Linked DNA regions of Homo sapiens: region 2 is linked to region 1. The links are chromatin contacts, found by Hi-C or POLR2A ChIA-PET in ENCODE. All regions are on one chromosome and are shown on one strand. Each heading gives the region's core, a stretch centred on a gene start or an enhancer-like site at or near the end of the contact. The rest is flanking DNA. Distances are from core to core; before and after follow the strand shown.

Region 1 (4,967 bases), core at 658-3,157:
TCTCTTTTTGCTGTAATTTTAAAATAAAATTGTACATGTACTTCATATTCCTTGCAGAAAAATTAGAAAACATAGGGAAAAACTAATTTTAACCACACAGGATCTCATTACCCAAAGTTGCAATATTGTTAATATTATTTGTCTTTTTTCCAACAGCACATATACATAGGTATTATAAATATTATAGTAAACATATATTACATATGTTATATTAATATATCATTTAATATATTAATATAAATATTATATTAAGTGGCAAAACCACAATTAGTTTTGCACCAACCTAATATAATTCACTTATGAAAATTTGATACTATATATGTTTCCACTCAGTGTATCATGAAAATGTTTTCAAATAAATATGCATCCATAGCATTCTTTACAATGACTGCATAGTAGTGTCTATGGCTTTTTAGTTAGGTAGTTTGGGGTTTTTTTTTTTTTTTGAGACAGTGTCTCGTTCTGTTGCCCAGGGTAGAGTGCAATGGTGAGATTATGGCTCCCTGAAGCCTCAACCTCCCGGGCTCAAGCGATTTTCCCACATCAGCCTCCCGAGTAGCCGGGACCGAGGGTGTGCCAACCACTCCCAGCTAATTTTTGTATTTTTTGTTGAGACAGTGTATCGCTATGTTGCTCAGGCTGGTCCTTCCGAACTCCTGGGCTCAAGTGATCCTCCCACCTTAGCCTCCCAAAGTATTGGGATTACAGGCATAAGCCACAGGGCCCAGTCTACTTTGGGTTTTAATATGTTTTCCTGTCATAATTCTGCAAGCTCAGTGAATTTACTGGCAGTCTATGCTAGAAAAGAATACCTAATATTTGTATAGTACTTTACAGAGTACACTGGCACATATTGACTATATAATGGGAATAACGGTGCTATCTGTTCCATAGGGTCATTTTGCGAAATAATAGTGCATGGCAAATAGAAAATAATCCATAATGTGAATTGTTATTACTACAGTCATGTCAACATTTCCTGTAATGGCAGAATCATCATCATGCATATATTTTAGGTGAGGAAACTGGCTGAGAGAGGTGAAGTAATTGCTCAAAGACGTCAGTGTGGAAACCTCAGCTCATTTGACTTCAAATTCCATAGTTTTGGCACTATCTCATATTGCTACTCTTTCCCGTGGGACCTGTCCTTTCCGACAACTTTGCAGGCAGGGCTAGCCCTGCCAGCTGCCTCCATCAAAAATTATTTTGCTATTTCTCAATTCTCCAGAATCCCACACAATATTGCTTGACTTTGGGATGGTTATTCAGCTGCAATTAACAGAGGCCTTAATAAGGTTAAGCCGCCAGAACGAGCGGTGTAGCATGAGCGAGGACTCTAGCACCTGGCAGGTGAGGTTGACTCTAGCACCCGGCAGGTGAGGTTTTTGCGCTTCTCTCTCTCTCTCTTTTTTTTTTTTTGAGAAGAGTCGAGCTCTGTCGCAAGGCTGGAGTGCAGTGGCCCGATCTCGACTCACTGCAATCTCCGCCTCTCGGGTTCAAACGATTCTCCTGCCTCAGACAGCTACTTTTTGACTCACTGCAATCTCCGCCTCTCGGGTTCAAACGATTATCCTGTCTCAAACAGCTACTTTTTGTATTTTTAGTGGAGACGGGGTTTCACCATGCTGGCCAGGATGGTCTCGATCTCCTGACCTCGTGATCCGTCCACCTCGGCCTCCTAAAGTGCTGGGATTACAGGCGTGAGCCACCGCGCACGGCTGTTTTTGCGCTTCTCGATTTCGCCACGTGGCTTTGCGGTAGCCCAGGAGGTACTAGGAGGGCGGAGGCACGAATAACACCCAAAGGACTACAGTTTCCAGAAGCCCGCGCGCGCCGCGTGCCACGTGACCACCTGGCTGGCGCGCGCGCCTGGGGGTCTGGTCCCTAGCCGCGTTCTCGGTCGCTTCCCTCTTCTCTCGCCGCCTCCTGGCCTCCGCACCGACGCGGCCCGGGCTGGAGCCGAGCCGGGGCCGAGCTGCAGGCCGGACCGGAGCCGGATCTGTACCCGCTGAGACGTGGAAACATGGAGGCCTGAGCCGGTGTGCGCCACCTGGGCTGCGGCGGCGACAGCGACTTCTCCTGACCCCTCTGCCACCCTCCCATCCGTCCGCGGGTCCGTGGAGCTGGAGCAGATCCCCCAGCCGGCTGAGACAGGTGGGCTGTAGCGCCGCCCCCCTCAGCGCGGCCGGGCCCGAAAGCCTGGCTGTCCCCGGCCTCCTGTCAGAGGGGGTCAGGGGCCACCCTCCGCAACCCGGCCAGCGCCCCGGGGCGGCGGCGAAGGGACCCTCCCTTCCCTGCCCGCGGGCGCCTGGGCCACCCGGAGGGGCTGTGCTGACAGCGGACGGACCTCTGTCCGAGTCCGCTGTTGGGAGTTGGGGGATACCGAAGGCCAAGTCGGTGCTTCCGGAGATGGGGCGGTGTTGGTCTGACAAATGGGCGTGTGATGGGCAGGGTGAGCAATAGCTGTTGGGTTTTTCTTTCTTCTTTTTACATTCATAGTTTATCGAGGTATAACTAACATATCAGAAAATTAACCCTTTAAAAGTACAACTCAGTGGTTTTTAGTATATTCACAGGGTTGAGCAGCCATCACCACCCTTAACTCCAGAGCATTTTTAATCACCGCCCCCCCCGCCCCAAAGAAGCTCGTACCCATTAGCAGTCACTCCTCCTTCTCTCCCCTACACTATTGATCTACTTTCAGTCGCCGTGGATTTGCCTGAGCAATTGTGTTTTGACTGAAAAGTGAAAGGGTGGGTGTTTGTGAACTGGGGGCAGTAGTGGGGTTTGAGGGTATTGGTGTGGTAAAGCTGATTGGATAAAGCTGTTCTCTACTGAACAGGGGTAGAGAAGTGATGGGATGATTGTAATCGGCCAGCAAAGCGGGTACCCAGGATAGACTGATTAGGGGGCACAGATGGAGTGAGTTCCTTGAAAGAGGAGAGGGGAAGTTGGAGAGAGGGGTGTGTAGAGCAAGGGTGATGTGCTGAAGGATGAAAACCTGGAGGGTGGAGGCCGTGGAGAGGAATGTAGCGTCCACCAGAGGAACTCAGGTGCTTAGGCTGATGAGTTGAGGGCTCAAGAGAAGAACGAGGTGGAAGGGAAGAGAATCTATAGGAATGGGTGAATGGTTGTTGCAGAGGATGAAATTTATGAATATATGGATTTCTGGAGTGATTATCCTGCTTTGAAGTTTTATTTTAGATAATCCTCTCAGCAACTTGGAGATAGACCGGACAAGTATGAATATTCCCATTCTGTAAATGAAGAACTAGTCTTTTAGAGGTTAGGTGTCTGCCTTAAGCTCATAAACTGAGTACATAGGGCAAAATGAGTTGGAATAATTGATGAAACTATCAGTCGCAAGTGGATTAAATGGCAGAGAACTGAGTTGGGGCAATGTTAATAGGAAGGAGATTCAGCTATTAAGAAGTCTGTGTTGTTACGACATATAGGTCAAGGAGTTTTTATGTTTTTGCACCTTTTAACCATAGAAAAGTTCACACAGTGAAATAATAAAGGGTACTCCCATGTACCCATTACCCAGCTTCAGCAGTTAACTCATGCCAATTTAATTTCATCTATGTCCCTATGCATTCCTATCCCCACTCACAATTATTTTAAAGCAAATCATAGACATTCAATTTCATCTGTAAATATTTCAATATATATCTGTAGAAGATTGAATTGCTTTTTTTTGTTGGTGGTGGTGGGAGGCAGAGTCTCGCTCTGTCATTCAGGCTGGAGTACAGTGGCGTGATCCCGGCTCACGGCAACGTCTGCCTCCTGGGTTCAAGCAATTCTCCTGCCTCAGCCTCCTGAGTAGCTGGGATTACAGGCACGTGCTACCATGCCTGGCTAATTTTTTGTATTTTTAGTAGAGACGGGGGTCTCATCATGTTGCTCAGGCTGGTCACGAACTCCTGAGTTCAGGCATTTCACCCACCTCAGCCTCTGAAAGTGCTGGGATTACAGGGGTGAGCCACTGCACCTGGCCTGCTCTTTTTAATAGGCCCAGAATACCATTATCACACATAAAAATTAATAGTTTTTAATATCTAGAAAGATTTACTGTACTTTAAAAAAGTGTGGTAATCCATTTGATACAAAGAGGATAAACAGTGCAAACGCTTTTATGTTTGACTCTGAAAAATGTGGCATAATTATCTCCTGATTTTTCCATTAGATCCTGCCATCCTGATTGTTCCTTTTTTTTTTATTAATATGGCTCATTTTTCTACAGAAAGTTTGAAGAATTGTCACTTTGGTAGGCTTTTTAATGAATGGAGGGCAGGAGAGAAATAGAAGTGAAATATGTTACAACATGTACAAATGGCTCTTTCTTATATTGCTCCAAATATTTGGGCAATTTGGTTATGCTTTTCTAGATAATTTCACATATTATTAGAAGTTGTTTAATGTTATGTATCAGTTTTCTATGATTGCTGTAACATGTTACCACAAATTTAGTGGCTTAAAACAATGCATTTATTATTTTACAGTTCTGTAGGTTAGAAGTCAAAGTGGGTCTCACTGGCTGTCAACAAGGCTGTGTTCTTCTCTGGAGGTTTCTAGGGGGCATCTATGCCTCTTCCAGCTTCTAGAGGCTGCCACTTTCCTTGGCTTGTGGCGTACCTCCTCTGTCTTCAAAGCCACCAGTGTTGCATCTCTCTGATCATACTTCCATCCTCAAGTCTCTGACCACAAGTGGGAAAGGTTCTCTGCTTTTAAGGACCCATGTAATTAAATCAGGCCCACTTAGCTAATTCAGGATAAATCCCCCCTCGAGGTTCTTAATTTAATCACGCCTGCAAAGTCTCTTTTCCCAGCAACATAATCAGAGCTTCCATGGATTAGTATGTGGACATCTTTGGAGGCTATTATTCTACCTACCACAGTGTATTTTGGAATATTTTGCCGAGACTTAAGAAAGTAGGTGATTTCTTTTGCTGCTGTACATGCAACGA
Region 2 (4,967 bases), core at 1,308-3,807, 300 kb after region 1:
GATTGTTTGTTTTGCTCTATTAGGGTGCCTCTTAGAATAAAGTAATTTGCACTCTAGAATAGAATAGTCTGACTCCTAAAGCATGGCCTTTCTAAGCATTCAACTAAATGTTCATGTTCATTGATTTTTATCTTCTGGCTGGTTGGAGCTCCAATATCCCTCAGTCTGTTATGGTCCCCAAAATCTCTGTTTAATTTACAGCTCCTGGGTAGTTGTTTACTGCCACACCTTGTGGAGTCTTGCTCTGCACATTACAGCTTAACATTTATACAAACATTCAAGAAGACACTTGGATTTCTGGACCTGCTTTCTGGAAATTCTCTCCTCTCTAGTATTCCACCTTGCAAAATGCAGTTGCCACAGCAGTGTTAAATTCCTCTCTCTGCCTTAGCTCAGCACAACACTGCTGTGTACTCTTTGGGTCCCACCTTCCTGGACCATAGTCTGCAATGTTCCTCGAGACAGAAGCTCACCATTATGGGGCTCATCTTCATCTCCCTTTTGTTAGGGATTATAATCCTTTACTTCACATGTTGTGTTACATCTGAAAACAGTTGTGTCATTTTTTTTTTTTAGTTTTCAGTTAGTGATAGCAGGAGAGTTAGTCCAGTATCAGTTAATCTGTCATGGCCAGAAGCAGAAATCTTATAAAACATTTTGAATCATTATTTTTGAGAAATAAAGCTATAATACAGAACCATAGACTCTGTATGACAGTAGAGAAATAATCTTGTCCAACACACTTTTTCAGAAGATGAGAAAATACACAAGCTCAAGTGACTTGTAGTAGATTGCACTATGAGTTAGTCATAGTCTACATCTCAGGTTTTTGCCACTATTCTTTTCCCTATAGTAATCTTATGAAAAATGCTCCTGTGTTTGAAACATAATTTTAAACTGTCATTAAAAAATTTTTTAGAATTCTTATGATTTAAACATCCTCCCCACTCCTTTTTTCTTACATAAATACTATTATTAATCTTGCTGTTAACACAGGCATGAAGAAAGAATCATTTACAAGTATATTTTAGAATAATTGACATGCTGTGGAACTATATATTTCCACAGAAGACAGAAAAGAAAACAGTTCCTTTAATATAATTGGTTTTTTGTTTGTTTTTCCAGTTTATTTTCTTTGCTGTCTAAAAAACACAACAAAGTTCTGGAACAAGCCACACAGTCCTTGAGAGGTTCGCTGAGTTCTAATGATGTTCCTCTACCAGATTATGTAAGTAGTTACCTTATTCATCAATAAAAAATTTTCCTTTCAGCCAGGCACAGTAACTCCTGCCTGTAATCCCAGCACTTTGGGAGGCCGAGGCAGATGGATCACTTGGTCGGGAGTTCAAGACCAGCCTGGCCAACATGGTGAAACCCCATCTCTACTAAAAATGCAAAAATTAGCCGGGTGTGGTGGTGCACACCTGTAGTCCCAGCTATTTGGGAGGCCGAGGCAGGAGAATCACTTGAATCCGGGAGGCAGAGGTTGCAGTGAGCTGAGATCATGCCCCTGCACTGTAGCCTGGGTGACACAGTAAGACTCTGCATCTCAAAAAAATAATAAATAAATAAATTATTTCATTGTAAAATTTATAATAGCATTACCCCTCTCTTCTCAAGATTTTACTGTGCTGAAAATCTTTGCTGCCCAAGAAACCTCTAATATGCAAATAGAAGAATGATGTCTCAAATCAAGGGAACAAGTTGTAAATGATTGTTAACAAGTGGTTGAAGAAAATCAACCTTAAACCAATAATTTGTACATAATTAAGAATCTTTATATCTGAGTTGAGAAACCCACTCAAGCTAATAACACAAAAACAAAAGCAGGGATGATTTTATAGGAAGTATGCAAAGATTCCTTATTGAACTTAAGGGGAGCAAGTACACCTGGATTTCCCAGAGATCTGGAACCTAAAATTGAAAAGCCATTGGGTCCTGTTTTGGGGGTCATTTCGTTTCTGGTCTCTGCTTCCTTTTGCTTCTGCTTTATTCTGCTGCTGCTTTCTACCATCCAGGTTTATCTGTTTGCTTACTTGGACCTAAAATAGCAACCCCAGCCCTTCCTCTTCTTCCCTCCAACCTTGTGAGTGCAGTGCCTTTAGCTGTCTTAAAGTCTTAAAGTCCTCATTCTCAATTCCTGAGAAAGAGAATCTAATTGGCTCTGCTCTCATCAGGGTGTGACTCCAGTCTTACCAGACATGGTCAGAAGAGAGCAGCAGTAACATGTGGCCTTTGTTCCATCCACCTTAATGACGAAGAGTTTATTACCAACTGCTACGGTTGAATGTGCCATCCAAAACTCATGTTGAAACTTAATCCCCAGTGTGGCAGTATTGAGAAGTGGGACCTTGAATAGGTGATTGGATCCCTTATAAATGGATTAATGAATTCATGGATCAATAGATTAGTGAGTTAATGGATTAATAGGTTAGCATAGGAGGGGAACTAGTAGCTTTATAAGAAGAGGAAGAGAGACTTGAGCTAGCATGTTAGCATGCACTGTGTGATACCCTGCATCATCTTGGGATGCCACAGAGAGTCACCACTAGCAAGAAGGTTCTCACCAGCTGCATCTCCTTGACCATGGCCTTCCCAGCCTCCATAACTGTATAAATTCCTTTTTCTTTATAAATTACCTAGTTTCAGGTATTCTGTTCTAACCGACAGAAAATGCACTAAGACATCACCTGACCTTAGAGGATGCTGATGGAATAGAATAGAAACAGCACAGGGGTGAGCATAATATAATAATAGGAAAGAGAATGTGTTATAAATTTTCTTAAAGTAGTGTGACTACCTGTGACATTTCTTATATTTTGGAATATGGCTTTGATGAAGATGCTAAAAATTATCTTGCCATTAACCACAGGAGAAGTTCATCAAGTTCTAATAAGGACAGCTCTAAATCTCCAGACAACAACATAGTGGATTGGTATTTAGAAACTTTATTAGAGAACTCTTTAGTTCTGAGTTTGCAGTGATGATGCATACCAGACAGCTGTAGAGTTGCCTTGCTTCTTTCCTGTGGTTTGTTTCATTTCTAAATGGTTGTCCTGATATGAGACTGTGGGAACAGTACCCAGTCCAGATATCAGTCAATGATAAACAAAGATAGCTGTGTGCAGCCACAGCCTGACTGGTGCTAGTTTTTTCTCGTGTGTGTGTGGGTATGTGATGTCACAATCTGTCATCCCCTTAAGGTATTAAGTTTATAATTCCAAAATGTATCTTTTAAGATTTTCCTGTTAAGTTGAATGTTCTAATTTTTTAATTAGCATAACAGCTCGCTTAATTCTACACTTGCCATACCTGTGATAAGAAAAATATATCTAGTAACTGTTTAGAAACCCTATCGGGGCCAGGGTGGCAATGGGGAGTTGGGTTTACCAAAAACTTGAATTTGGGTCATCTGCAAATGTTTTGTTATTTATAAGCAATTATTATTTGATTTATGTAGTATTCCTGTGCCATTTACTCCACAAAAATGTGTTGAATATGTATAGTTCTGAAGTTCTGATGTTGCCTTAGTAGCATTCTTCTTTAATCAGAGATCTATAAAATTAATATTTGAGGAAATAGGTCATATTTACTGGTATTTGCCAACCATGGAGGTAATTATGCCATGATAGGACAATTTGAATTTGTAACAGTCCTGTGAATTCTGCTACTGAAGTTTACAGATTTTAGAGTCACTGATTGAATATTTTCTTCTTGTATAAAATTTTCACTAAGTAAAAATGAATTTCTTAAAGCATCTGCTTCTAGAAATAGTGGGAAAATTCCATTTGGAATCTGTCATTGACAATCCTTTTTTTTTTTTTTCTTAACATTTATGTGTATGAGACTTTGTAAATCACAACATTTTCCAAATGGGTTTATGAACTTGAATTTTGCTGCCTTTTCTCAGATTTAATTGAAGAGAATGGTTAGCACTGATTCAGTAGGAGAGATGACTGTGAATCACTCCTGATAGAGACCTGAAAGGTGATTAAACAAACAGCAGTAACCTTAAAAATAAGCACCGTTGTATGTTCTTTCATGATACTTCAATGTTTTGTTGGTCATTCCCATTGCTCAAAACACTGTTGTATAAGTGATTTACACATTTGAAACCATTTTCTCTTTTACATTAGTCATTAACTGGGAAAATGAACATGTTCCTTCCTTTTCTTTCACAGAAGTTTTACTTAAGTACCTTTGCCAGTAACCACATAAAATTCTGTGTCCTGGACTAATGCTTTAAACCACTTGTTGGTAAAAGATGAAAAAGGAAAATGAGAAGGTCTTAATGCAGCAGTGGATTCCTAGATGTGTACTTTTTTTTTTTTTTTTTGAGACAGAGTCTCACGACGTGTACTTTCTACACCAAGACTGAATGTACTGTATTAGCAGAGTTTGAATAAGTACTTAAAAATAAGGACATGTTTTTCTTCTCACTGTAGTACATAGAGTACTTTCAGTCTACCTAGAGATTTCTAAGTTTATTAAGAAAATGTTTATCCTCATTATACTGTATAATTCACAAATCAGTTGAGTAACAACATAGAAAGCTAATCGCAAGTTCCAAAAACATTAGTATTAGTACTTTAGTGCAACTATGTTGGTCTGAACATCTCTAGGGAAACCTGAAACCTTCAACTGAGTTCCAGATAATGAGGAAACTGCCCTGGCTGTTTAAGGGGAAATAAAACAAAAATTGTACTCAAGCCTGTGGGGGGAGAGAATGCCACTACAGGGGCAGTAAGGGAGTTTAAGAAAGCAAATAAAGTTCCATTGACTTGGCTTTGCTTTGGTGTTTGTATGATCAGGATTACATACAATTTAATTCAGTGACTAACAGGGACAGGAGAGAATTGTTAAAGGAGAATCTTTCAACAGATTTTTTTTTAATAAAAATGAACTGAACTTTCAGAGAAGTTTGGTCATATATAACCAAATATGGAACCTGAATATAGAAAATGAAA

The links. A loop is a pair of places that touch in the nucleus more often than their neighbours do. ChIA-PET counts read pairs that join two places held with the same protein, here RNA polymerase II (POLR2A). Pooled maps may share reads with other maps.
Region 2: a loop to region 1 is called in a map with no recorded cell type, with 16 times the contacts of the local background. The contact joins the enhancer-like site here to the promoter of DYM in region 1. A Hi-C loop is called at or near these places in 3 of 37 single-sample maps with no recorded cell type and 7 of 50 pooled maps. POLR2A ChIA-PET finds 5 or more read pairs at or near these places in 1 of 52 experiments (HEK293).

Annotation. Positions count from the first base shown.
Region 1 is chr18:49,457,585-49,462,551 of GRCh38, reverse strand. DYM (dymeclin) reads left to right here and starts at 1,907. Exons shown (of 18, transcript NM_001353214.3): 1 at 1,907-2,154. RefSeq lists a silencer at 1,929-2,508.
Region 2 is chr18:49,159,946-49,164,912 of GRCh38, reverse strand. DYM (dymeclin) reads left to right here. Exons shown (of 18, transcript NM_001353214.3): 15 at 1,126-1,228. Among named protein-coding and RNA genes, the nearest start is that of MIR4744, 110 kb to the right of the region's middle. RefSeq lists a silencer at 3,006-3,065. Within about 2 kb of position 2,557, at least 2 of the 41 ENCODE cell types and tissues checked have a DNase peak (open chromatin) inside an H3K27ac peak, as active enhancers do.